Linked DNA regions of Mus musculus: region 2 is linked to region 1. Evidence: chromatin loops called from intact Hi-C (ENCODE). Cell type or tissue: left cerebral cortex. All regions are shown on one strand.

Region 1 (8,000 bases):
CTCATGAGGTGGATGATGGATTAGGGACTACGGTCACATACTTTGGAAGAAATGAATAAAATTACATGCTGTCTTTCATAGGATTCATGGTGGTCTATTAATACTTGCATTCTCCCATTTTCTGCTGGTTCTTTTCCATCACATTGAATTATATTTTACATTCCTCTCGCCATTAGCCTTTAATTATAAAGTTTCATATAATCCCTTCTATGGTTAGCTGGAGGGTTTTTGTTGTTGTTGTTGTTGTTTTTGGTTTTTCGAGACAGGGTTTCTCTGTATAGCCTTGGCTGTCCTGGAACTCACTTTGTAGACCAGGCTGTCCTCGATTTCAGAAATCCACTTGCCTCTGCCTCCCGAGTGCTGGGATTAAAGGAGTGCACCACCATGCCCTACTAGCTGGAGATTTCTATTTTTTGAATTATACTAATTTTATTACATCAACTATCAACTAAGTTGCAGCTATTGCTGCTTGTGGGTAATTTAATTTTTGAACCAAATTATTGTCATGGAGAGAATATCCTGCTTTTAACTGCTTTTGATATTTCATAGATGGGTATACTGAATGTTTGCCTCCTCTACCCTTTCCTGTCTTCTCACTAAGGCTGAAGCTGTTCTTATTCCCAGCAAGCAGTATTCTACTGAGATGATAACTTAAGAGTGGCTATTCCATTGAAGATAATAACATCCCCTCCCCAAGAACCCAGTGACTGCAAATAGTCCCTGTGCATGGGACCTTCTGAGGTCTACCCTCATGCATGATGCAACAGTCATGGTCTAATAGTATACAGGTCTTGGGTAAGCAACCATAACTTCAGTGAATTTATGAGTACCATGTCCAGACGACGTTCTTTCAGAACAACCTTACTCAACCTTGGACTCTTAAATTCTTTCTGACCCATCTTCTGTGAAATTAGCTGAACCTCAGAGGGGATGATGTATATGTACAATTTAGGGCTGAGCTCTCTAGTCATTTACTCTGTGACCTTTGGCCAGTTGTGAGTCTCTGCACTAATCTCTGCCCACTGTAAAGGGAAGCTTCTTTGATGATGGCTGAGAGTGGGTCTAATTTCTGGGTATAAACATAAATATTTAGAAATCTGTTTGAAACAATGCTCATTTACCCAAGTGGTAATAGATTCTATACCCAGAGCTTTCAGTTATTAGAATTACTGCTGTTCTTGGAAGACAGTGAAACAGTGAGTGATACTTTTCCGAATGTGTTTAGGATTGCTTCCCCCCCCATTTATTTATTTATTTATTTATTTATTTATTTATTTATTTATTTATTTTCCTGAGACAGTGTCTCACTCCATATCTAAGGCTGGCCTTGAACTTGAAGTCACAATCCTTCTTCCTCAGCTTCCTGAGTGTTGAAATTCTAGACATGCACTGCCATGTCTGGTTTTCCTATATTCAGACAATGGCATGTCTCACTATGATTTTTTTATTTCTCCTACACAGTAATCAGTACATTTATATAATGCATGAATTGATTTCCTAGTATACAATTAGTAAATATTTTGTATCTGTGTCTGAGTTAAAGTCTCCATGCAAGCAATATATATTAATGTTCACATAAAAGCCTTTAATTGAAATTACTCACACAGAGAATAATGCTCCTTCTAGAAACTACAGGTTGCCAAATAAAAGGCCCAGTGCCAGGTATGGGGTACTTAACTTTTGATTTGTTGAACAAAGGTGTCCTGGAGATGTCTATAATAATACATGTTGTTACTGCTCTCAGTTGCCCACCAAACGATGGTAAGATCCCATTGCGGAAAACATCATATACCTTGTTCACAGGGTATGGAGAAAGTAAGTTGATAATGACAGGAAGCTCCTACCTGCTGGCTTGCTCTCATAGTATTAGAAGGTGCTATACATGCTGCTGGGAGAAATGTTATCCAAAGTCTTACTCAGATGTGAACCTTGTGAGTTACAATCCTGATACACATGGCAAGATATGCCATATGGATGCAGTAGTGACACAAATGTTGTGTGGGTAATAAATCAAATTCTGACTGGATTTAATGATGGAGGTTTGAGATGGCATCAAACTGTCCCTACCCGTGGACTATTGTTGGCCTCATATCTCATCAGAGAAGTTTCTTTGTGCACTATATGATGGCTAATGAACAAGCAACTGGTCACAGTGTAAGGACCAGATGTCTTGTGGTGTGTTCTAATTGAACTTCTATATCGTACTTGTTTTTCAGATTTTCGGTTCTATGGTGGAAGAAGGGAGGGAGGGAGGGGTGAGGGTGATGTGCTGTGTGTGCATGTTGAAGTCGGAGGGCACCTCGGGTATTCTTTGTAGGTACATTCTACCTTATTTTCTGAGATGGGTCTCTTATTGGACTGGAACTCACCAATTAGACTAAGCTGGCTTCCTAGTGAGCTCCCGTGACACATGCCTATCTCTCTGTAGATGGGATTGTAAGTGTACTACCACACTCAGCTTTTGGGATCAAACTCTGACCCTTCTGCTCGCAAGGCAAGCATTTTTATACTGTACCATCTCCCAGACCCCTTTTGCGTTCTATCAAGTTATTCACATATGCCAGTATTTCTCAGCTTCCTATCAGTATGGCTGACTTTCTATCTATGAAGAAGAAACATTTGACCCAGGATTTTGCATGAGGGTCTATGGATAGCCCTGGTGCTGTTTGTATTTTGATGCTAATTCTGCTTTCCCAGGAAGGGCTGCAGTCAGCGGGTGAATCAGGTACACAGGTGACTTCTTGTGAATCTTCTCCCTGCTTTAACTTGTAAAATAAAGGCTAGAGCTGGTGATTGGGCACTGAAAGGGAAGATGGAGCTGAAAAGTTTGGGGGAGAAGGAGGAGAGGAAAGGGAGAAGGAGGTAGGAAGATGGAGGAGGAGAAAGACAATCCAGATTCCACATGGCTTTAAATAGCCACAGGTAGCTATGAATATCTTATAAGGGATGGATGGATAATTACAGAACAATTTATCTTATCTAGGTGGGTAATTTATATCAGTACCAATTGGCTTTATGTAAATTGTGCAGACATTTTGTGGGATGAGAATTTATTGATATAAATCTGACTTATAAATCACAAGCCTCTAGAGTTTTGATTTTAAGGTGTTACTGGGCTTTGGGACTTCTGACCACAAGGGGTGGATGGCTGGGAATGTGACTGGAATCCCTAGCAAGAGAACCATGCAGTCACTGCTTGGGGCTAGCCATAAAGGCAGTGGAGCTGCCAGGGCCCAAGAGTAGCCAGTGATAGCATGGGATGGTGCATTTTTAAAATATTTCCTGCAACAGGGACCCTCTGTGTACTTCATTCTAAATGTGTACTATTAACTCAAGGCTGGGCGAATGGCATATGTTACTGATCCTTCTGTGATATAGGATGGGCCATCATTACCCATCACTGCAAAATAAACTAAAAATACAACAGTAGACACTTGGGGCATGTAGAGAGATTCGACTATTCCTGGGACCTCCAGAGCAGTCTAACACCCATGCTGCTAATTTGGTATCTTTCACCAATGATCTGGTTACCAGACTCTACTGGTTGCCCTGGGAACAGAAAAGTTTTTCTTATTTTTGTCTCAGTTTTCCACCTTCTGGGTTATGCCATTAATAAATATCCCCACTTGAGACATTTTTCATTTCATTCTAAGAATGTGTCACTAAAGAAAAGTGAGTAAGGCTATGTGAGGCCTTTACATTGACCTGGCTTATAATATATATATATATTTTTTGTGGAATGGATGCTTAAAGGGACATTGATATTAAGAAAAACCAAAATGAATCTATCTCTGTAGTACATCAGAGAGATGGACGGCACCATGACAGCATGTGCTAGGTAGACTGAATTTGGGATGGAAGATAGACCGGCTTTCTCCAGAAAGCAACAATCATGTTTCACTCTTGAAAATGAGAGGAAGGTATTCTTAGATACCACCTAAGGATGCTGCTTCTGCGTTAGAAGGCATACAAGGCTGCAGGTGGAGCTTGTTCAATACTCTCTTCTCTTTTCTTTATATAGTTATATAAAATGCATATGAGGCCAGTGAGTAAGACAAGTTGGCTTTCTACTAGATTCTATGAAACAGTGAGTTCTTCCTGGATGAAGGATGACCATCTGTTCTGGATTAATTGTTTTCCTGTGAGAGCTAAAGATACCCAGAAACCCAGAAATTCATAAACGAGCAATGAGATTTAGCACTATAGCCTAAGGTCGAATCTAAGGATGATGAAAATGCTTCCGAGCCACTTTTTCTAATTTCTACTGTAAAATTGATGCTTCTTCCCCTCTATTATCATACCATTTAGGCTTTGAAACCCTCTGGTTTTAAAAGAAATAAGAAATTCACATTGACTGAGTAATGATACCCAGAACGCACATCCTTCTTTACATAACAGAAGCAAATTAACAAGTCCATAGCTTCATTTTTGAGGTCAGTTACTGTAGAACATTGGAAGTCAGAAAGAAAATCTAGAAACTGTAATATTCAAAGGACTGGGATGATATCATTGGGAGGGGAACAAAAGACCCCAGTATCTGTGAGCCATCTCTGAAGATAAAGGAGAGAATTTTCATGGCATCAGGGCACCCCATGGTTGAGAGGAGATGGAATAGTCCATGCAAACAGTGATAGTTTACATATTGGCAATCTAATGTTAAAAAGGACTAGAATCCTCAAAGAGCTTATGATGCTTAGAAAAGTAATTGAAATCCTTACCTAACCTTGCTTTGGGAATGGATACTCTGTCATTTTCCTGTGAGACCCCAGACTCTGTTTTGATATGAGCCATTCTATGCATCTGGGCTGCTCTAGGGTCAGAACTGCATGCATGTTTCCATCTCTGGGTTGTCACAGGCTTTCCACTGTAATGGCATAGGAGAATAGATGATTCGAAAACTCAACTTTTACTCAGAACAGTTTTGACCCAAGCCTCCTGACGTCTCTCTAGAGTAGGGGACAGATGTTAGGAAAATAAAAGGCATTGGCCCCACAAGGCAGGAGATCAGGGAAGTGTGTTCTGATATCAAGCACACTGTGGCCAGATGCACCTGGTTTTATACTGGTGCGACGACTGAAGACAGTTGCCCATACAGTCCCACTGACACCCACTGATGCTGTTTTACACTTGGGCAACTATTGCTCACAGGAAAGTCAGAAATGTGCTTTATTTTCTGCAATTTCTCTATCCATGGAGAAATGTTCATGAAGAGGAGCCAATTAAGGATAGTGAAAGCCTACAGAAACCTACAGAGAAGAGAATTAAACAGAAAAAACCTATAAGCAGAACCTGATCCAAAGGCCACCAGTTCATCTGAAATTCGAAAGAAAGAAAAGAGAATGTGTTAAGAATAAGGTCATAGTCAACAAAGATAATCACGCTGGCGTCAGAAGGGCCACTGCATGGTCAACAGGCTTTGGTGCCTGTAGTGAGATCATGATGGTGAAAGGGCACAACAGAGGAAAGCTGCTTGCTGTGTGACATTCAGAAAGCAGAGAGAGGCAGCATGAGAGACCACAGACAAGACAGATGCCCCAAAGGTTATTCCTCCTATGACACTCCAAATCATCACAGTCTATTCAGTTATTTCCATGACATTCCACACTTGATCTTAGCCAGAAGTTGGAGAAGTGATTTCAATGACATTCCAAACCCAGAAAAGATGATGTTCATTTGACCTCTCCTCACAGGTGGGGTTGCTTGCAAAGGATGTTTTCATCAGATCCAGAAATGTAGTAGAACTTCTAAAATACTCAGCTGACCAGGGGGGGAAAAAAAAATCTACCCAAATGAGGGCTTTAGAAAACTTTTGATGTATTAGGAATTTACCATCATTTATAACTTGGGCAGCATTAATCTTTAAACTCTGTTTTGAAATGATATCACTTCTCCAGATACACAGAAAGCTACTTCTGCAAGGCTAGCCTGCAGACACATTTCTCAAGTCCAGACTTTTAGCAGTAAAGGCAAGAAGGTGGCTTGGTAGGGGCTGTAAAGCCACTCCTCAGATGCACTATCTACAGACGTCTCTGCTTAATCTTACAAGAGAACTGTGGGTCTGACAGACAGCAGACCCAAATGTCTGTAGGTCACAGTGATTATCGGAAATTACAGTTAGACCTGAACCTTAAATCTAAAAATAAGTAGCTTGCATTCACCACGGTGTTTTCAGCTACTGCACAAATGGACCACAAACCTTTTTATTAAATAACAGCATACAAACATATCAGGGAGAAGCAGTCATTGAAAAAAAGAAAATATACCTACCAACTTGCAAACAAAATTTATGATCAGAGGGAAGGAGGGGCAAAACCTGAAAACCTCGATGATCAAGCTGTTTCAGAATTGATGATGGTCCACACCAATTATGTTCCTTTCTTGCTGGGCTTCCAGAACGTAAATTACTATGCCTAACAGTTTTAAATGAAAGAGTAGCTGGAAACTTGCTTTAAACGGAGCCCGGAGACTTTCTACCAGTCACCCAATTACTCAGTGACTGATGTCAGATAAAGACCTTAATGACAAAGAGACTCCATCAGAAGATACCATGTTTATCACCCTTGGAACAGAATCAGGCTGCAGACTCTGTCTTCTTCCCTGGCCTCATCTTTTTTGTCTATTTGGGAAGAAAAATTTTATAGAGAAAATTGATGGGTAGGAGCATAAAGATGTACCAAAACCAGATGGTGTGGTGGCTCAACCTTAAGTTTTATCTTAAATCAAGCTTAGATTAACTCAGTGCCCCAAAGACAGCAGGTTATATTAAGTAGTACTTTATCCTTTATACCATGTCACACATATACTAGTGAATACTGTCATTTTCTTTCAATACAATGACAAGAAGGTACTTACTATTTCCTTAGAAATGGGATTGTAGCTGGGCATGGTGGCACACACCTTTAATCCCAGCACTTGGGAGGTAGAGGCAGGTGGATTTCTGAGTTAGGCCAGCCTGGTCTACAGAGTGAGTTCCAGGACAGCCAGGGCTACAAAGAGAAACCTTGTCTTGAAAAAAGGATTGAAAGAGAAAGCATTCTGTGCTAGTTTGTGAAGATCAACTCAAGGTGTTGCCAGACGTTATCCCAAGTAGCAGTTATGATACCTGGGTCCATAGCAGTGGAAAGTAACCAGCTGACTTTTTCAAGTAAAAGGTAGACAGTATTGAAAATACCAGTGGGTCCTTGAAATGGTAACTGGAAGAGATCACTCCGCAGGGATGGGGAGATGACCTCTCTCACTCACTGTCAAATGATGCAGTATCACAAGTGAAACTGTTCTGTGTGTTGTCTTTTGCTAACTGGAAGCTTGTTTGTATCCTTTTGAATTTTTGACCTTAGATTGTTTCCCATGGATATTTCTTTTTCAAAGCAGCTGACTATTGTTTTTTCATTGTTTTATTTTCTTTTTATTATTTATTTATTTATACATTTATTTATTTATTTATTTATTTATTACAGGGTTTCTTTTTTAAGATTTATTTAGATATTTATTGATTTATTTATTACAGGGTTATTTTCTTTTTATAAGATTTATTTATTTTATGTATATGAGTACACTGTAGCTGTCAGAAACACCAGAACAGGGCATTAGATCCCATTACAGATGGTTGCGAACCACCATGTGGTTGCTGAGAATTGAACATAGGACCTCTGAAAGAGCAGTCAGTGCTCTTAACCACTGAGCCATCTCTTCAGCCCTATATGACTACTATTATAACTTCATAAATGCAGAATATCAGATGATAAAATGCAACAAAGACAAAGAAAATGGGTCTTTAAGCATGTTAGATCTCCATCATCTAGGTTTCTCTGTAATTTGAAAAGTCAAGTTCTGTATGTCAGAAACAATGCCTAATGTAAGAATCATTGCTAAGTGATGACCTGCAATTCTTATTAGCTTGTGTCATGATATCAATGGGTGCCCAAGGAGCCATTATTAGCCCTCCCACCTTGAGTACAAGTGTGGAGGAGTCTGAGAATCCATTATGTAGCAGATGACTT
Region 2 (8,000 bases), 58 kb before region 1:
GTCTTCCTTCTGAAGGGTTAGGCATTTATGATGTGAAGAGATGTCCCTTTTGTCACCAAATCTTCTAAAATGATTGATATCATTAAAATGTAAAAAAAAAAAATGTATTTTTCCATTGTTAACAAAGAAAGAGCTTGAAGATGTTTTCTTGTTAAAACACAATGTGTTATTTATGTTTTGTTGCTGTGCCCAGACAGCTAGCAAGAAGCAACTTTGGAGAGGAAGTGTTTATTTTGGCCCACAGTGTGATGTTCAGCCCATCATTGTGGGGAAAGCAGGACTGAAGGAGTATGAGGTGGCTGATCCCCTTCTGTCCACAGCCAGAAAGCAGAGAGAGTTGAATGCTGGTACCCTGTTGGCTCTTCCTGTTTTCATTCTATATGGGACCCAAGGTTATGGGCTGGAAATACTCTCACAGACACACACTGAGGTGTGTTGTCTAGGGGACCCTAATCCAGTAAAGTTAAAATTGAAGAGTAAATGGCACCTGTAAACGATGCTGCATTTCTGTAGAAGAAAGATGATCTTCAGGAAGACAGCGGGAAAGCAGGGTCTTCCAGTTAGAAAAGCATGGGCCCCAGTTACAAATCTGTGACTGAATGCTTCATCAATTGTGCTCTGGCTGAGATATAAAGCACTCAGACTAGGTGTCTGTCTTCTACTGCATACATTCCACTGATGCCAGCTCCTTTCTCTACAGTTAAAAGTACTTGAGATGACCAACTTACAAATAGCATGAGATGATTTTGCCTCAGAGTTTTTGATGTTTCTGCCCATGGTCACTTGACCCTGTTTCTTTTAAGCCAAAGACAAGAAAAGACATAGTAATAATAAGTACATATTAATGCACTCCAAGTGCCTTATGGCCAAGAACAAAGAAGGATACAGAAAAAAATCAATTTATACTGTCCTTGGAGAGTGTACCACCAATGACCTAAACACTCCCATTAGTCTCCTCCGCAAGTTTCCATCACCTTCCAGGGTTCCAGGCTGAGAACCTATGTTAACGCATGTGTATTTTGGGCACACTAACTATCTAACTACCATAAGTAGAGAACAGGGATCTAACCATTGCCAATATGAGTTGAAAGGGCTGGATGTCAGAAAAAGCACCAGAGGAAACAAAGTACAGGTGACTCTGGCATAGAACCATGGTCCATTTTATTGTTATTTAAAAGCTTTGGGGGGGGGGCTGGAATGATGGCTCAGCAGTTAAACCGCACTTTCTGCTCTTCCAGAAGACCCAAGTTCAACTCCCAGTACCTACAATGGACAGCTCACCATCACCTGTAATTTCAGTTTCAAGAATTCCAACACCCTTTTATGGTCTCAACTCATACCCACATGTATGTGGCATATGTATAGAGAGACACACATACACATGAATAAATACACATAAATAAAAAGCTGTTTATATTTTTATTGTAGTAAAACTCACACACACACACCAAAGTGAGAACAGAAACATGAAATGGGTGTATTTATAATCACTTAACAATGTCAAATTGTGGTTAGTAACATGTTCTCTCCATCACTCCCAACTGATCAAACTGACCACTCAGTTCTAAATGCTTCATTAAATACACCCAAAAGAGAAACAGACAGGGATTTTGCCAATTATACAAGTTTACATCACCAGTATCTCATCTGAAGACAGTGCTGTATTTCATGCTACTGTTTCAGGGGGGAGATTTGAAAAGAAGCTTGTTGTAAGAGATACACTCTGATAAGACCTGATTGAAAAGCAAGGGACCCTGTAACTCCTTCCATGGGTATTTTGTTCCCTATTCTAAGGAGGAATGAAGTATCTACACGTTGGTCTTTCTTCTTGATTTTCTTGTGTTTTGCAAATTGTATCTTGGGTATTCTAAGTTTTGGGGCTAATATCCACTTATCAGTGAGTGCATATCAAGTGACTTTTTTTGTGATTGGGTTACCTTACTCAGGATGATATCCTCCAGATACATCCATTTGCCCAAGAATTTCATAAATTCACTGTTTTTAATAGCTGAGTAGTACTCCATTGTGTAAATGTACCACATTTTCTGTATCCATTCCTCTGTTGAGGGACATCTGGGTTCTTTCCAGCTTCTGGCTATTATAAATAAGGCTGCTATGAACATAGTAGAGCATGTGTCCTTATTACCAGTTGGAATATCTTCTGGGTATATGCCCAGGAGAGGAATTACCAGATCTTCCGGTAATACTATGTCCAATTTTCTGAGGAACCGCCAGACTGATTTTCAGAGTGGTTGTACAAGCTTGCAATCCCACCAGCAATGGAGGAGTGTTCCTCTTTCTCCACATCCTCACCAGCATCTGCTGTCACCTGAATTTTTGATCTTAGCCATTCTGACTGGTGTGAGGTGGACAAAATACCCATGGAAGAAGTTACAGAGAGAAAGTTTGGAGCTAAGACAAAAGGATGGACCATCCAGAGACTACCCCACCCGGGGGATCCATCCCATAATTAGCCACCAAACACAGACACTATTGCATATGCCAGCAAGATTTTGCTGAAAGGACCCTGATATAGCTGCCTCCTGTGAGGCTATGCCAGTGCCTGGCAAATACAGAAGTGGATGCTCACAGTCATTTATTGGGTGGAACACAGGGCCCCCAATGGAGGAGCTAGAGAAAGTATCCAAGGAGCTGAAGGGGTCTGCAACCCTATAGGTGGAAAACAATATGAACTAACTAGTACCTCCAGAGTTCGTGTCTCTAGCTGCATATGTAGCAGAAGATGGCCTAGTTAGCCATCACTGGGAAGAGAGGCCCCTTGGTCTTGTAAACTTTATATGTCCCAGTACAGGGCAATGCCAGGGCCAAGAAGCAGGAGTGGGTGGTTTGGTGAGCAGGGCAGAGGGAGTGTATAGGCGACTTACGGCATAGCATTTGAAATGTAAATGAAGAAAATATCTAATAAAAATTTGATAAAAAAAAAAGAAGAAAGAAAAAAGGGACCAAATAAGAAGGAGCCAGACAATGGAATAGTATACATTGTTGTGAGGCCCTGTGTTGGGGGAAGGATATTGTACATTTGCACATATTGGTGTGTGCATGTGTGTGCACAAGTTTGAGTCCTTATGTGTATGTGCATACTCATGCATATGCACATTTAATTAAACAAATTAATTTAATTAAGTTTAGCAGAAGTCAGGTCTGTTTGGTGTATATCTGTGATCTTAGCACACGGGAGGCAGAGTCCCAGGCCTGCCAAAGCTCCAAAACAAGTCTGTCTCAAAACCAACAAAAATTTACTTTGATATAAGGAGAAAGAGATTCTTCATAATAAATTCTGGTTGTTTCCTAAAAAAACTGGTAAGCTGGCAGAAGAGATTTCTAAGAAACAGAAAATTCTGTGCTTTGGGCCAAAGAAATCCTGGGCCTTTTCTTTCTTAGTTGACAGGGTGAATCCATGAAGGAGTGAGCCTGCTCATGTTTTATATTATAAATACAGCCACCAACAAACTGCTTAACCTATCCTAGGACGTGGCCAACTTTGGACTCCCTTGACTTTCTTCACTCAGTATTTGTTGAGGCTCAACCTGGCTGCCCTATCATAAGATTGGCTTGCCAGACTCCAGAGTTCATAGCCTAGAGATTTTATTTCTCTTTTGAAAGAGCCTCTTAACTAAAGTGCTTTTGAAGCAAGAGAGAAAAAACATTTTCAAAACCATTGGATGAGCTCACAGCTCTCTGCTGGGTACCTCCATGCTGGCGTGTTCCTTTCCTGGGTACCTCTGTGCTGGCTTGTTCCTTCCCTGGGTACAGCTCCTGCAGTCAGACAGAGGAATAGCATGAATGCCTCTTTGCTTCAGCTTGCAGCCCAACGGCCATCTGCAGGCCGACTTGTGCCAACCCCTCCCCTGCCCATTTGAAATTCAAATCCTTCAAATTAGTCTCAGTGTCACCTTTGTCCAGACGCCTCAAAAGCCCCAGCTCATGTCTGTCTGATTGAAATTAGAAAGACCCATATGACTGCGTAGGAAGATAAACTGTGGTGAAAGAAAATCCAGGGTGGTAGTTAAATAAATTCGGAGAAACCAAGACATTTGCTACAAAGCTGTGATTCTGTCCTCACCTCACCTCCCAGGAAGACTTGAAGACACTGGCAGAGAAGCCACTTGCTGGGAGCCAACACCCTCAAACAGTAAATTTCGAGGATGCAGTTTGCTATTTGTATTTAAAACAAATGTAATTTCATTAATTTGCAGGCTTTCATCTGCCTAGTGTTCTAGGAGTTGGGAAAAGTGCACTTAAAGCTAAAGTTGTTTGGGTAGTTGGGGGTTGGGGAGGAGGGGTGGTTGCATGCATGCGCACTAGAAGGGGATGTTGGATTCCCTTCTTTAATCACTTTCTACTTTTTTTTTTCTTTGTATTTGAGGTAAAGTCTCTCACTGAACCGAGAGCTCATCAATTTGGCCAACTGACTGGCCAGCAGGCTCCAGAGACTATCTTATGTCTGCCTTTCCCATGCTGGGAGTACTTACATGTGCCTCTGACTTTTTTTTTTTTTAAATAGCGTTCTGAGGGATTCCACTCAGGTCTTCACATGCAAGTACTAAGCACTTCGCTGCCTGAACCATCGCTCCTATTCAAGCTTAGGGTGTTTTAATTAACACGAGAACCGTGGGTTCATTTTCTAGTCCAGCAACTTATTTATTATATGGTCTTGGCAAACTACCTAAGTATCTTTGCGCTGTATTTTCCACCACTGTGAAATGAAAGAGTGTGGCTGTAGTCCACAGGGTGGTTATGAGGAAAACGCTGAGTGTTTTAAAGATACTGTGTAATGGAAGCTTTAAAAGGCAGAAATACTCCAAGGAGCAATGTAGCTATACTTGATAACTGAGGAGGAGCCTGCTTGATGTCAGTGGCCTAAATGGATTTAGGATGATGCTTTCCTTGGTGCCAAAAACTCGTAGGGTACGAGCTGGGAATGAGTGATGTCAGACAAGAAGACACAGAAACAAAGCAATCAAGCAACATCAGATCAAACCATGTGCCTTTGAACAAGCTCCATAAGATGAGGCCTTTCCTTCTGGTAAGCAGAAGGGGGCAGCAACCAGACCTACCTCAGAGAAATCTCATGTAACCCTGGAGATCTGACGGGTGTAGCATTTGGCTCAGCGTCTGGTGCACAGGGAGTTCCATAAAGTCAAATTAAATGTCACTTCCTCAATAAAGATAGTAAGAGCCTGATATAGTTTCCTCTCTATCAGCTTTCAGAAGAGTGGGTTTCCCCCTATCTGCTGTCAGAAGCAATCATGTTTCTGAATGGGAGTAACTGGAAGATTGCCCTGATATTCTTTGGGTAGGCATTAGGAGAGTGGTGTGGCACTAGTCAGGAAACCTATTCATATATCATCTTACTGAGCATCAAAGGGAGGCATGGGAGATGTGATTGAGAAAGATGCTGTGGGATGTTCTAACAACTCAGAAAAGGCAAGAGGGACTAAGATGGAGTAGATAGGATGTGCTCGAATGTGTCCATCTGCAACCTGTTCGTCTGCCTGCATAGCAAGGTGGAGAAGAAACTAGTCATGGTGGCCTTTCCCACTGTGCAAGTGCTGTGCTGTCACTGCCATAAATTCACACCTGTCACAACCCATGTGTCCTCTCTAGGGATGGAAGACTTGGTTTCAGAAGGGAGAAGCATGTGGCTTTTTCAGGAGTGGGGGCTAAGAAAGAGGAAGACTGAACACAGTAAGCTGTCTAAAGATGGAAATAGCTCATCTCTCTGTTCACTCAGTAAAGAGATCTGCGTTAAGATTTGAGGCTAGAAGGGGATGAATGGAGGTTAAAGAAGAAAGAAAGAACTTAGAATGGTGTGAAAATAGCGGTGTTGGGTTTCCAGTGCTCTCACAAAGGACCCAAGACAATCAACTTATCAAGTGTTTTTGCTGGCTCATCATTTTGGAGGTTTCAGTCAAGGGATGGTTAGACTTCTTGCTTAGGCTGAAGCAGGGAGCCATGTACTAGAATAGGAACTTGTGGAAGAGCAAGAGGTTTTGTCTTGCGGCAGTGACATGAAAGAGAAGAGAGACCAGGGTCCCACAGTACTCTTTACAAACACTTTCCAGTGACTGACAACCTCCCTGAGGGTTCCATCACTTCGAAGTTGTGCTAGGAGTCAGGGCATTGGGAGGTACTTTAGACTCAAGCTATAGCAATGATCAGTTAATGAAACAACAACTATTATGCAGGAGACACCGTCTGAGGTTTGTTGTTTATCTTTTTTTCAGTGGTCTATCTTTTTTTTTTCTTCCATAAAGTTAAACATAACATTGATTCTATTTTGTAGATGAGAAAACTTAGTTTAAGTGTCCCAAAGTTAGGAGAAAATCTAAAGGCATGCAATGCAACTCAGAGGCCCAAGAACTATTGGTTGAGTATTTTGAATATATTAAAAAAAAAAACAAGACGTGAGTGAAATCCAGTCAATTGGAAAGTCGTATGGATCTTGCGTTCAATGCCATGACATCTGCTTATCCACTCACTCTCAAAACTATACTTTCATGGTAATTAAAACTGAGGGAAATCAGAACTACATCTTCAACATGAATTTGGGACAAATGTTTCAATAATGTACTTGATTATTAAAAAGAAGGAGAAGGAGGAGGAGGAGGAGGAGAAGGAGGAGGAGAAGGAGGAGGAGGAGGAGGAGGAGGAGGAGGAGGAGGAGGAGAAGAAGAAGAAGAAGAAGAAGAAGAAGAAGAAGAGAAGAAGAAGGAGGAGGAGGAGGAGGAGGAGGAGGAGGAGGAGGAGGAGGAGAAGGAAAAGAAGGAGAAGAATGAAGAATTTTGCTCTGTATAACAGAGTACTGACTGTAAAAGCTGCAGCTGTCTTCAAGTGAGAGTATTGCTCTGAGTGACCTTTTGGTTGCTGACACATGGAAAGAATAGCAAAGGTTGTGAATGTGTGTGTGTGTTTACATATGTATGAATGTGTGTAGTATATGTGTGTGTGTCCATCTATGTATGAATCTATGTATGCCCATATGTATGTATGTACTTGTGTATTTGCATATGTGTATATATATGTATGAATATTTCTGTATGTATGTGTGTCTTTGTGTGTATTAACATGTTTGCAATGTATATTCAGTCTTCACAATAGGCACAGATAGCAGTTAAGCAATCACTCAGGCTGGTTTTGCTATCATAACATATTCCTTTGATTGTGTCTTATTTTCATTTGTTTTCACATTCCATTCTAATAAACTAGCTAGTGAAAGCATCATAATAAAATATATTTATTCCTCATAAAGTAGGAGAATTGTAATCAAGTATGATTTTTTAATATATAAATGTATTGAATATCCAGAAGAAAGTCAGTCCCCAGGGTACTTTTGTGTTTCAACGATTTCTCTGTTAAATAAGACTATTTCTTGATCCATGATGGTTTTCAAAAACATTCCCTTTTCCATTTAACAGTGCAGAATGCTGATAAAGTTGAATGTTCATTATGTAATATGTGCCTTTAAGAAACATGTTTCATATCAGTGTTGAGTGTGATGACTGACACATAGAAAAAGACAGACAGCCTCATTTATAATATGCTGACACACAGTAGATACAGCCTTTCTATTTAGAATTGAACATAACCGCTGTATTAGTTTTCTCAGAATGCTTGCAAAAGCTCTGGGGACAGCAGTTAGATGAACAAGGCATTTTGTTCCTTAGCTTCCTTTGTAAATACTTTAACTCTTAGAAATAACAGTGCCTGGCCAATGAAAACACACTTTGATAAAAGCTAAGAATGTAAGATAAAAAACAGCTGGGCAGGTTATATATATATATATATATATATATATATATATATATATATATATATATATGGAAACAACTTTGAACTACATAGACAATGTCGTTTAAATCCAAACAGATGTGGCTTACTTAATCTTGGTTTTGATCCTCTTGTGGACTTTCTCAGAATGCCTGCATATGCAGAGAGATGATGACTTTCAGATGTCTGGACATAATTTGTCTCTGTTA

The links. Peaks named below come from ENCODE experiments on the same cell type or tissue, not always from the same donor. Only the 100,000 strongest peaks of a DNase experiment are listed, where the experiment ranks them.
Region 2: it touches region 1 in a loop (9-fold over the local background); 5 of 42 quality-filtered maps call a loop at or near these places.

The regions. Positions count from the first base shown.
Region 1 is chr6:101,605,194-101,613,193 of GRCm38, forward strand. No RefSeq gene overlaps it. Among named protein-coding and RNA genes, the nearest start is that of Gm34335, 90 kb to the left of the region's middle. In left cerebral cortex, no CTCF peak of the experiment used is centred here; DNase peaks (open chromatin) are centred at 3,471, 4,004, 5,084 and 5,431; H3K27ac peaks cover 1,264 bases.
Region 2 is chr6:101,547,179-101,555,178 of GRCm38, forward strand. No RefSeq gene overlaps it. Among named protein-coding and RNA genes, the nearest start is that of Gm34335, 32 kb to the left of the region's middle. In left cerebral cortex, CTCF peaks have their summits at 3,785 and 5,069 (motif pointing right); DNase peaks (open chromatin) are centred at 3,906, 4,494 and 5,063; H3K27ac peaks cover 795 bases.